Linked DNA regions of Homo sapiens: region 1 is linked to region 2. A link is a contact called in ENCODE Hi-C or POLR2A ChIA-PET data. All regions are on one chromosome and are shown on one strand. The core of a region is the stretch at or near the end of the contact, and the rest is flanking DNA. Distances in the headings are between cores, read along the strand shown. Region 1 holds the start of PORCN-DT (PORCN divergent transcript). Region 2 holds the start of WDR13 (WD repeat domain 13).

Region 1 (5,867 bases), core at 3,008-5,507, 89 kb before region 2:
CTTTGCTTCCCAGATTCATGCGATTCTCCTGCCTCCGCCTCCTGAGTAGCTGGGATTACAAGGCGCCCACCACCACACCTGGCTAATTTTTTTGTATTTTTAGTAGAGATGGGGTTTCACCATGTTGGCCAGGCTGGTCTCAAACTCCTGACCTCAGGTGATCCACCCATCTCAGCCTCCCAAAGTGCTGGGATTACAGGCGTGAGCCACCGCGCCTGGCCCAGAAAAGAATTTTTAAAAGTCCCAGCTACTCAGGAGGCCGAGGCAGGAGGATCACTTGAGCCCAGGAGTTGTAGGCTGCAGTGAGTTATGATTGAGCCACTGCCCTCCAGCCTGGGCAACACAGTGAGACCCTAACAATCAATCAGTCAATCAACAAAATAAGAATCTGGCCAGGCACGGTGGCTCATGCCTGTAATCCCAGCACTTTGGGAGGCTGAGGCGGGTGGATCACCTAAGGTCAGGAGTTCGAGACCAGCCTGGCCAACGTGGCAAAACCCGTCTCTACTAAAAATACAAAAATTAGCCAGGTGTGGTGGCGGGTGCCTGTAATCCCAGCTACTCGGGAGGCTGAGGCAGGAGAATCCATTGAACCCAGGAGGTGGAGGTTGCAGTGAGTGGAGATCACACCACTGCGCTCCAGCCTAGGTGACAGAACGAGACTCCGTTTCAATAAATAAATAAATAAATATAAAAAATAAAATAAAATAAGAATCTTATGAGTCCCAGAGAGAGAGAGAGAGAGAGACAAAGCTCTTCCTCACAGTAAAATCCCAGGTATATGTGTAAAAGAAAAATCATTATTTGGCCACCATCAGAGTAGTTATTGCTTCAGGCAAGAATCACCAATGAATGCTAAAGTAGTGAGTAAAAGTTTGATTTAAAAAAAATTGCAGAGTTACAGTCTCAAAGTATCTCCCGAAAAGCTACTTATTAATTACAAAAGGGGATCATGCCTGTAATCCCAGCACTTTGGGAGGCCAATGCAGGAGGATTGCTTAAGCCCAGGAATCCGAGACCAGCCTGGGCAACATAGTGAGACTGTTTCTACAAAAAATTTAAAAATTAGCCGGGCATGGTGACTCACACCTGTAGTCCTTGAAGATTACATGAGCCCAGGAGTTCAAAGATGCAGTGAACCATGATTGTGTCAATGCCCTCAAGCTTGCGTAATAGGGCAAGACCCTGTCTCCAAAAAAAAAGAAAAAAAATTACAAAGGGAAAAATAGTAAATTTATACTGGTGAAAACTAGAAGACCACTTTAAGCAAAAGATCAATGCTAATACTAACAATTTCGAGACTAACTGAACCCTCCTGCCTCCTGATAACGCTGAGAACACAGCGTCACTTCTGTGGAATTCCTGCCAAAAATGCAGAATTCAAATCTAATCATGAGGAGACATCAGATAAACCCAAATTGAAGGACATTCTTCCAAAGAACTGGTCTGTGCTCTCCCAAAACATCAAGATCATGAAAGTTAAGTGAAGATGGAGACATTGTTCCACATTGGAGGAGACTAAAAAAACCTGATAACAGAATGTATCTTGTGACCCTATGATTCCCTTTTCCTATACAAGGACACTATTGACATGCCCACCAGGGTGGCTAGAACCAAAAAGTCAGATAACAAGTATTTGTGAGGATGTGGAGCAATGGAAACCTCATACTATGCTGGTAGCAATGTAAAAAAAGAAAAAAAAGTCCTTGCTCTTAGGATATTCATACTGAAGTATTTAGTTAAAAGGGTGTCATATCCGCAACCACTAACAAATAATTCAGAAAAATCACTGTATATCATTCAGAAAAATTATATATATGTAAATTACATATGTATATACATGGGGAGAAAGAAACGGACAGAGACAGAGAGAGAGCAAATATGTTATCATTATAAGGCTTGGCATTTTTGTCAGTCCCATAAGTGAAAAATAGTATATCATTGTTTTTAATTTGTATCTCTTTAATTATGGAGAGCTCATCTAAAACACCCCAGAAACCACAACCTAGAATGACCACAGACATTTATTGAGTGTCCACCCTCTACTAAGCTCCAGTGATAAAAATATGAAGCACAACATCTGGTAGATGTAAAATGGTATTATATCTCACTGTTGTTTTAATTTTACATTTCCCTGAGCAGTAAAGAGATTGGGTTATCTTTTCATATATTATACATATTGACCATTTTAGGTTTCTTCTGCTGTGAATTACCTATTTGTACCCAATGTCTATTGCCAAGTGTATTGTTTGTCCTCTTCGGATTTGTAGATGTTCGTTATATATCCTAAAACCTAGATCCTACTTCTTTGTGACACAGGTCAAAAGCCTAGATGGAAACAATCAAGTCCGCAAAGCCCAGGAGCACATGTGGTAAGAATCTTCCAGTTTTAAATGCCAAGTCTTGCAATTGAGGGAAGTATTTCTGGTAGGTGCTGTGGGTCATTGTTGACTCAACTTGAGTGGGTTTGACAACTGAGAAAAAAATTAAAATGAAATTTAATTCATAAAATGTATGTCCTGTATTCTGCTGTTAAGGAAAAGAATTGATATTTGTGCATCTGGTCTAAGCTATTATTCCTTATATATACATATTCTTACCGTATTAAATGTTTTTTGTTTGTAATACATGAATACTAATTTATGAGCTAGAACTCCATTTAACTTCATGTTAAAATAGAGAGAAAATATACATTTCTCTTCAATTACCATTGGTGTTTCCCAGCAAAAACCTGCCAAGCCCACTCTTTTGTTTAACAGAAAAGGACAATGGAGACGGGTGAGTGAACATGACTTGCCCAGCTCCATACAGGCCATTGTTAATCTGATTAAAATCTGTTTCAGTTGGCTGCCCAGGTCAGGGTGGCGTCCAGTTTGACCTGGGCTTCCTTCTCCCTTCCACGTCACAGCTAAGCATGTAGTGCAGTAAGCGCCCAGTAAGTGCTCTTTTGGAAAAATAGGCCCTTCATCAGCCTAGGTACAAAGGGGAATGCCTAGAAACTGCAGCAGTAGGGTAGGTAGAAGGCGGGTGCTACATAAATCTTTAGTGTTGGTGCAGATAGAGGTGCGGATGGGGCCAGTGTAAGCGCTTTCTTTTTTATTTTATTTATTTATTTATTTAGAGAAGGAGTTTCGCTCTTGTTTATTTATTTATTTATTTTGGAGAAGGAGTTTTGCTCTTGTCACCCAGGCTGGAGTGCAATGGCGTGATCTCGGCTCACTGCAACCTCCGTCTCCTGGGCTCAAGTGATTCTCCTGCCTCAGCCTCCGGAGTAGCTGGGATTACAGGCGCCCAGCTAAATTTTTTGTATTTTTAGTAGAGACAGGGTTTCGCCATATTGGCCAGCCTGGTCTCAAACTCATGACCTCAGGTGATCCATCCGCCTCGGCCTTCCAAAGTGCTGGGTTACAGGTGTGAGCCACCACGCCCAGTCTTTATTTATTTATTTTGAGACGGAGTTTCGCTCTTGTAGCCCACAATGACGCGATCTTGGCTCACTGCAACCTCTGCCTCCTGATTCTCCTGCTTTAACCTCCCGAGTAGCTGGGATTACAAGCGTGCGCCACCACGCCTGGCTAATTTTTGTATTTTTAGTAGAGACGGGGTTTCGCCATGTTGGCCAGGCTGGTCTCGAACTCCTGACCTCAAGCTATCCTCCTACCCTTGGCCTCCCGAAGTGCTGGGTTTATAGGCGTGAGCCACCGAGCCTGGCCCTTAAGAGCTTTATAAATGCCCCCCTTTTAAGTGCTCGGTACTAGCCTCCCTCTAGTTCACAGAGAACATTTACTAGTCGCTGGGGTCACCTTCGAAGCAAAGAGTCTGCTGGGGAATTAAGCATGCAAATCACTTCTCAACGACGACACGCCAAGTGCTCACAGCTCGTCCCCAGGGGAAGCACAGGCGCCTAATTTGTGTTCCTAGGTGACACAGTCATTACTTATAAATGTTCCTGGCCGGTCCCAGGAGGTGGGAGGGTTGGGAGTTACTTCGGTTCTCTCAAAGGTTGGGGAAGGAGAGATCTCGGTTTGTTTTCCCATCTGTGAAACGGGGACACCACGGTATTTAGAGGACGTGCGCGGGTGACTATTTGGGGGTGCAGCGGCTTCCCTCCTCCCTCCCCCATCTTTCCCTTCTCACTTCCAAGGCTTGGAAATTTGGAGATTCGGAAGTTTGTTCTTGGATGGCCAGAAATCCTCCGGAGGCAGACGGTCTGGGGCTGAAACCGCCACAGGCCGGAAAGGTGCGGGCGTGAACGTCCTGCGCGCCGACGTCCCCCCGCGCCGGTCTCCCCTCAATCCTCCTGCTCCCCTCCTCCGCGTCCCCGTCCCCGCCCCCCTCCTGCTCTCCCATTGGCCGAGCCGGCGGCCGGGCCGCCCCGGGATTTAAAGGGCCCGCTCGCCGCGCCGCTCTGGGAGCCGCTGCTGGTCCCGGCCTTGCGGCCTGCGGGGGAGGCTGCCCGGAGGAGGCAGCGGCGGCGGCAGCGCGTCCTCGGTCCCCAGGACCACGGCTTCTTTCCTGCCAGGTAGGTCGCCAGTAGTGCGCACGCGGCTCCCCAGCTCCCATCCCTGGGCCGGCCTCCCCAGGCGGATCTGTAGCGCGAGTGCTAGGACCCCCTCCCCATCACCTTTCCGACTCTCCCTCAGGCTATGTCTCCTACCACCACCTCCTTGCAGCCCCCGGACCTGGGCAGGACTTTGTTGGCGGCCTCTCGCCGGGTGGGGATGAGATGGGGGGCGCGGAGGATACAGGACACCCCCCCTCCCCGTGCCGCCGCATCCATACAAGGAGAGATGCACACGGCCCCCAAGTGTCACAGAATCCCCCTCTCTGCCCTCCACTCAGAGCGACTCTACCTTGGAAACCAGGGATTCCCCTTCCCGTCGCCCGCCCCATTTGATATATGGGCCTGAAATGTATGCCATCCCATCACCATCGGACTGGACTGTTCACAGCACTGGAGAGACAGAGGTCCTTCATTCACTCCAGGTCACAGGCTGTGCGTGTGCATGCCGAACACCCACATGCACACAGTTGGTGGCTCAGTCTGATGTACCTGACTTCTCACGCCTTCCCCCAGTCCTCCAGTACCGTGCCTCTACATGGGCTGGGCAGCCCCAAACTGAAATGTGAGTGCCAGAGTGCATCCTTTAAGCGAGGTCTGCCCCACGGACACCCGCTCCCTCTGTGTCCCTGCTTTGACAGATCTATCCATCTGGCCATCCATCCGTGGGGGTCTGCAATGGCCACCTTTAGCCGCCAGGAATTTTTCCAGCAGCTACTGCAAGGCTGTCTCCTGCCTACTGCCCAGCAGGGCCTTGACCAGATCTGGCTGCTCCTTGCCATCTGCCTCGCCTGCCGCCTCCTCTGGAGGCTCGGTAAGTGCCTGCCATACCGTGTGCCACCATGCCAGGCCATATCAGACCTCCCACATTCATCCATATCGAGCCACACCTTACCCTGTCACATCCTGCCAGGCCCTAGCATGTCCAAGCTGGACCCCAACATGTTCAGCCCCACCACATCCCACCAGGCCAAACCCCATTCCACCATACCACATCCTACTATGCCAGCCACCCCATGCCATGCCACACCGAGCCACATCCTGCCATGCCAAGCCATGCCCTTCAGTATTCCTGAGTTCTGGGATTCCAGAAAGCTGAGATTCTTGGATCTTGGGATTCTGAAATGTCTACATCCCAAGGTTATAAGACATTGGCATGCTGATGTCACAGGGTTATGGAATCCCAAAGTACCATGATTACAGCGTTTGGAGATTCTGACAATTTGAAATTCTCACATTCTAGACTTCTAAAATGTTGGCATTGTGGATTTCTATAATCAGGGCATGATGCGATTTCTGGATTCTA
Region 2 (5,586 bases), core at 3,087-5,586:
CCCATCAGGAAATGATGAAAGTTATGAACTCATATCCCAACCCCCACTCACCCCATTTAGGAAGAAACTTCAGGGATGAGATAAGTGAATGAGGATTCCGTGTCTCCACTCCAATTACACCTCAGCTCCATGGCTCCTCCCGTTTCTCTCTCTGGCCTTGATTCTCAGCACACCTGTACCCTGAACCACCTACACTTTCCCACCTACACTTTTACTTTGTCCTCTGAAGTTGGGGCCCAACTTGAGATTTTATTTCAGCCTGTGGTAGCAATGAAAAGCAGACACAGCCAATGTGGTCCACTGCGTTCCTTTGCATTTCTTGTTTTTTTTTTTTTGTTTGTTTGTTTGTTTTTTTTTTGAGACAGGGTCTCACTGCGTTGCCCAGGCTGGAGTGCAGTGGTGTGATCACGGTTCACTGCAGCCTCAACTTCGCAGGCTCCAGTGATCTCCCACCTCAGCCTCTTGAATAGCTGGGACTACAGGTGTACACCATCATGCCTGGTTATTTTTTTTTATTTTGTAAAGATAGAGTCTCACCATGCTGTCAGGCAGGTCTCAAACTTTGAAAACTAACCGAAAGCTTGTAACAAGCAGAGGAATGTTTAATCAAGAAAAACCAGCTGAGTGGCTCATGCCTGTAATCCAGCACTTCGGGAGGCCAAGGCAGGCAAATCACGTGAGGTCAGGAGTTCGAGACCAGCCTGGCCAATATGGTGAAACCCATCTCTACTAAAAACACAAAAATTAGCCTGGCATGGTAGTGCACGATTGTAGTCCCAGCTACTTGGGAGGCTAAGGCACGAGAATCGCTTGAGCTGGGAGGCAGAGGTGCCCATGTTGGCGAGGCTGGTCTCTAACTCCTGGCCTCAAGTGACCCACCCTCCTCAGCCTCCCAAAGTGGTGGGATTACAGGCGTGAGCCACAGTGCCCAGCCAACAAACCTTTCATCAGCTTGTTTTGTCTAGTATCTTATAGCCTTATAGGAAGAGGTTTTAAAAATAATTTTTATAAATTTAATATGTTAATATTGAAAAACAATAAAAGAATTCATTCCAATGGTGAAACAGAATTTCCCAGGTATCCCTGACTCGAATTCCTGACTCTTCTGTTATTTCATTCCATCATATTTCTTTGGAAGCAGAGTGGTGGGATGAAGGGGCAGGGCTCTGTTGAGAGAAGGTGGAAGTGAATGGGAAAGGTATTTATCACAACACTCTTTATGGTGAAAAAAGAACATGGAAATAAACCCAATGCCAGTCACAAATAGGGGACCAGTTCAGGGCTGGGTGCAGTGGCTCATGCCTGTAAATCTCAGCTCCTTGGGAGGCTGAGGTGGAAGGATGCCTCAAGGCCACGAGTTCGAGACCAGCCTGGGCAACATATCAAGATACCCCCATATCTCTCTCTTTTTAAAAAAAACAAAAAAAAAAAACAAAAAAAAAAAACAGGGTCTTACTCTAACATCCAAGCCAGAGTGCAGTGGCATGGCTCACTGCAGCCTTGACCTCCCAGGCTCAAGCAATCCTCCCACCTCACCCTCCTGAGTAGCTGGGACTATGAGCACACACCACCACACCCAGCTAATTTTATTTTTGTAGAGATGTAGTCTCACTGTGTTGCCCAGGCTGGTCTCAAACTCCTAGACTCAAGTGATCTTCTTGCCTTGGCCTCCCAAAGTATTGGGATTACAGGTACGAGCCACCATGCCCAGCCGACCCCATGTCGCTCTCTCTTTTTTAATTAATTTATGTTTGAGATGGAGTTTCGCTCTTGTTGCCCAGGCTGGAGTGCAATGGCACGATCTCAGCTCACTGCAACCTCCGCCTCCAGGGTTCAAGTGATTGTCCTTGCCTCAGTCTCCCAAGTAGCTGGGATTACAGGCTCCTGCCACCATGCCCGGCTAATTTTTTGTATTTTTAGTAGAGACAGAGTTTCACCATGTTGCCCAGGCTGGTCTCGAATTCCTAACCTCAGGTGATCTGCCCGCCTCAGCCTCCCAAAGTGCTGGGATTACAGGTGTGAGCCACCACATCCGACCTCTTTTTTTTTTTTTAAGAGACAGGGTCTCGCTCTGTTGCCCAGGTTGGAGTGTAGTGGCATGATCACAGCTCACTGCAGCCTTAACCTCCCAGGCTCAAGCAATTCTTCTGCCTCAGCCTCCCGAGTAGCTGGGACTACAGGGATGTACCACCATGCCTAATTTTTGGTAGAGATGGGGTCTCACTTTGTTCCCCAGGCTGGTCTCAACTTCCTGGACTCAAGTGATCCTCCCGCCTCAGCCTTCCAAAGTGCTGGGATTACAGACATAAGCCACTACGCCCAGTTGACACCATGTCTTAAAAAAAAAAAAAAAAAAAAAAACGTAAGGGAACCAGTTCAATAAAATGTCACCCTTGAATTCCCTGGGCTTCAGATATCCTCATCTGTAAAATGGGGATAGTAACAGGACCCACAACCTTCAGTTATTATGATTAAATTGACTGGGTACAGTGGCTCACGCCTGTAATCCTAGCACTTAGGGAGGCCGAGGCGGGCGAATCACTTGAGCTCAGGAGTTTGAGACCAGCCTGGCCAACATGGTGAAACCCCGTCTCTACCAAAAATAGAAAAATTATCCGGGCGTGGTGGCAAATGTCTGTGGTCCCAGCTCCCGGGAGGCTGAGGTAGGAGGACTGCTTGAGCCCAGGTGGCAGAGATTGCAGTGAGCCAAGATCGTGTCACTGCACTCCAGCCTGGGTGACAGAGTGAAACCCCATCTCAAAAAAAAAAAAAAGATTAAATAGATTAATATATGTATAAAATACCTTGAACAGTACCCAGCACATTGTCTCATAAATATTAGTTGTTCTTGTTAAGGTTACATGTTTGTGCAGTGAAATAGAGTTTACTCTTTATCAATCATGTTACAAAAGAGTATTTAATATGAAAAGACACTGATAAGCTTGTTACAGGGACAAGGGAGATGCTGAGTCAACACAATACAGTGTGATCTTTCGGTGACTTTAAAACATTGTTGAATTGATTGTATTTGTTATAAAAATAATGTGGAAAATAACAGCTTTGAATTTTATGTCAGTTGATGTTAAGATCCAACAGGAAGTTTACCCTGATAACGTTAAGATGAACAGTTTGAAAGCAGCTTCCTGCTGGAAGTTGAAATAGAGATGATTCAGATAGCCTCTTTGGATCCAAACCCCAAAGCTTCTTTTGCCTAATTCTATCTTCTGTCTTTAGAAACTCAAGCCTCGACTGGGCTCGGTGGCTCACGCCTGTAATCCCAGCACTTTGGGAGGCCGAGGCGGGCGGATCATGAGGTCAGGAGATTGAGACCATCTTGGTTAACACGGTGAAACCCCCTCTCTACTAAAAACACAAAAATTTAGCCAGGCGTGGTGTCGGACGCCTGTAGTCCCAGCTACTTGGGAGGCTGAGGCAGGAGAATGGCGTGAACCCAGGAGGCGGAGCTTGCAATGAGCCGAGATCGCGCCACTGGACTCCAGCCTGGGCGACAGAGCGAGACTCCCGTCTCAAAAAGAAAAAAAAAAAAAAAAAAGAAAGAAACTCAAGCCTCAAGCTGTCTGGGGGCATCCAAGTCCAACCATCCCAGTCACACACACACAACCGACCTTACTCATCCCAGGGGTGTGCAGAGGCCCACTGCAAGAACTGGTGAACTTTCAAGGCGTCTTTGCATATATGATGATTTTTTATTCTATTATTCAAGTTTTGCTTGGACAAGATTGTGCTGCTAAAAAGTGGCCTACACCACTTTTTTTGTTTTTGTTTTTGAGACAGGGTTTCACTCCCGTCGCCCAGGCTAGAGTGCAGTGGCGCGATCTCAGCTCACTACAACCTCCGCGTCCTGGGCTCAAGCAATCCTCCTGCCACAACCTCCCGAGTAGCTGGGACTACAAGCGCCCGCCACCATACCCGGCTAATTTTTGTATTTTTAGTAGAGACGGGGTTTCACCATGTTGGCCAGGCTGGTCTTGAACTCCTGGCCTCAAGTGATCCACCTGCCTCGGCCTCCCTAAGTGCTGGGATTACAGGCGTGAGCCACCGCGCCCGGCCCTACACCACTTTTTAAAAGTCGTGTTTCTTCTCTTTTTTATAATGTTGTACTTCTGATTTCTAGGGAATGATTAGCAAACTCACCCCTGACGCTATGTCCCTTGGACATTATCCTTGTATACACAAAAAGTGCAATTAACGAGTGGGTAGAAGTCAAGGGGTGGAGCCTCCGTCCTTGGGCTTGAAGCCAATGTCCCTCAATGCGCCTGCGAGACTCCCACGCCCTGGGAAGGATGCCTATCGATTCGCTCTGGGCTCGGCAGTTCTTTCTGATAGCAGGCAGCCATCTTGCCTGGAGCCTGAGAAAGGGAGGAGAGACAGAAGGAACCGGCGACAGTGGTCTCAGGGCCGCTCCGGGGGGCCTCAAGAACCGGAGGCAGCCCCGGAGGTGGTCCCCGATCCCGGGCTATGCTCTTGGATCTGAGAAGGGAAGGCGGAGGGCGGCGGGGACAAGATGGGTGGAGAATGTCAAGCAAGGAATGCTAGGCGGGGGAGGGGCGTTGCTATGGCGACTGGGGAGGGGCGGTGTCTGTTCTGAATCGCTGTGTGTCACCCGGGCGCTGCCCAGGAAGGGCAGGGCTGGGGTGATGACCATGGTAACACCCGGGGGGGAGTTCGTGACATCTCCGGCGCGGAGGGACTCGATGTCTATGGCAATGGTCGCCTGGTGGAAGGGACGGAACTAGATCCCTTCGCTCGGGACGCTCACATTCCAGGCCCTTGTCCTGCAGGCTGCCGCGGGCGGACACGCCAGAGGAGGAGGCCGGGGAATGGCCGCGGTGTGGCAGCAAGTCTTAGCAGTGGACGCGAGGTGAGGCGTGGGGTCAAAGCCCATGGGAGCAGAACTTACTGTGGTGCATGCGCAATGGCGATAAGTGAGGCTGGGCGGAGAACTTGCCTTATGCGGCTGCGTGGGCATGCCGGAGGTGAGCATGCGCAGTAGCGGGGGCGGGCACGCCCGCGGTGAGTTGGCTGCGCCGGAGAGGATTCTAAACAGCAAGCTGGGAAAATGTGGTCAGATGTGGGCATGCGCAAAGCGGCTACCTGTGAGAGGGAGGTGGGGCTCAGGCAGGTGACATCCTATCCCCTATGGGTGTCCCCTAGACTTTTTTTTTTTTACATCATCACTTCCCCATTCTGACCCCATCACCTCCCAACGCTGACCCCCATAATGTCAGTCTGATTTCTGTCGCCCTGGTATACTGACCCTAATTATTGTCTGCGCTGACCCAGTCACCCCGTAGGGACCCCAGCACGGCAGCAGACTGACTCTGTTGTCTGCAAACTGACCTCATGACCATGCTCATTATTACTGCAGACTCACTCCCACCACAGGACCAAGAGGTCCCTCATCACCACTGCTAGTCATTCTTACCACCTAGGCCCCAGTCACTGCCACACACCTCACTCTCCTGCCGTACCCCCCCCCCCGAGCTGATTGATTCCCTCTGTCCTGTGCCTGCTGCCTGCCCTGCATCCTGACCCTGCAGGTACAACGCGTACCGCACACCAACG

Evidence for each region. Hi-C counts contacts between places; a loop is a spot of excess contacts on that map. ChIA-PET counts read pairs that join two places held with the same protein, here RNA polymerase II (POLR2A). Pooled maps may share reads with other maps.
Region 1: a pooled map shows a loop between it and region 2 (11-fold over the local background). The contact joins the promoter of PORCN-DT here to the promoter of WDR13 in region 2. A Hi-C loop is called at or near these places in 6 of 37 single-sample maps with no recorded cell type and 11 of 50 pooled maps. POLR2A ChIA-PET finds 5 or more read pairs at or near these places in 5 of 52 experiments (AG04449, B cell, GM10248 and 2 more).

What each region holds. Positions count from the first base shown.
Region 1 is chrX:48,504,582-48,510,448 of GRCh38, forward strand. It overlaps PORCN-DT (PORCN divergent transcript), which reads right to left and starts at 4,258. Exons shown (of 2, transcript NR_135596.1): 1 at 4,138-4,258; 2 at 1,945-2,474. PORCN (porcupine O-acyltransferase) reads left to right here and starts at 4,411. Exons shown (of 15, transcript NM_203475.3): 1 at 4,411-4,522; 2 at 5,203-5,375. The coding sequence starts at 5,240. RefSeq lists a silencer at 4,238-4,637.
Region 2 is chrX:48,593,156-48,598,741 of GRCh38, forward strand. WDR13 (WD repeat domain 13) reads left to right here and starts at 4,337. Exons shown (of 10, transcript NM_001347217.2): 1 at 4,337-4,459; 2 at 4,803-4,882; 3 at 5,562-5,586. The coding sequence starts at 4,842. RefSeq lists enhancers at 4,643-4,962, 4,983-5,052, 5,073-5,132.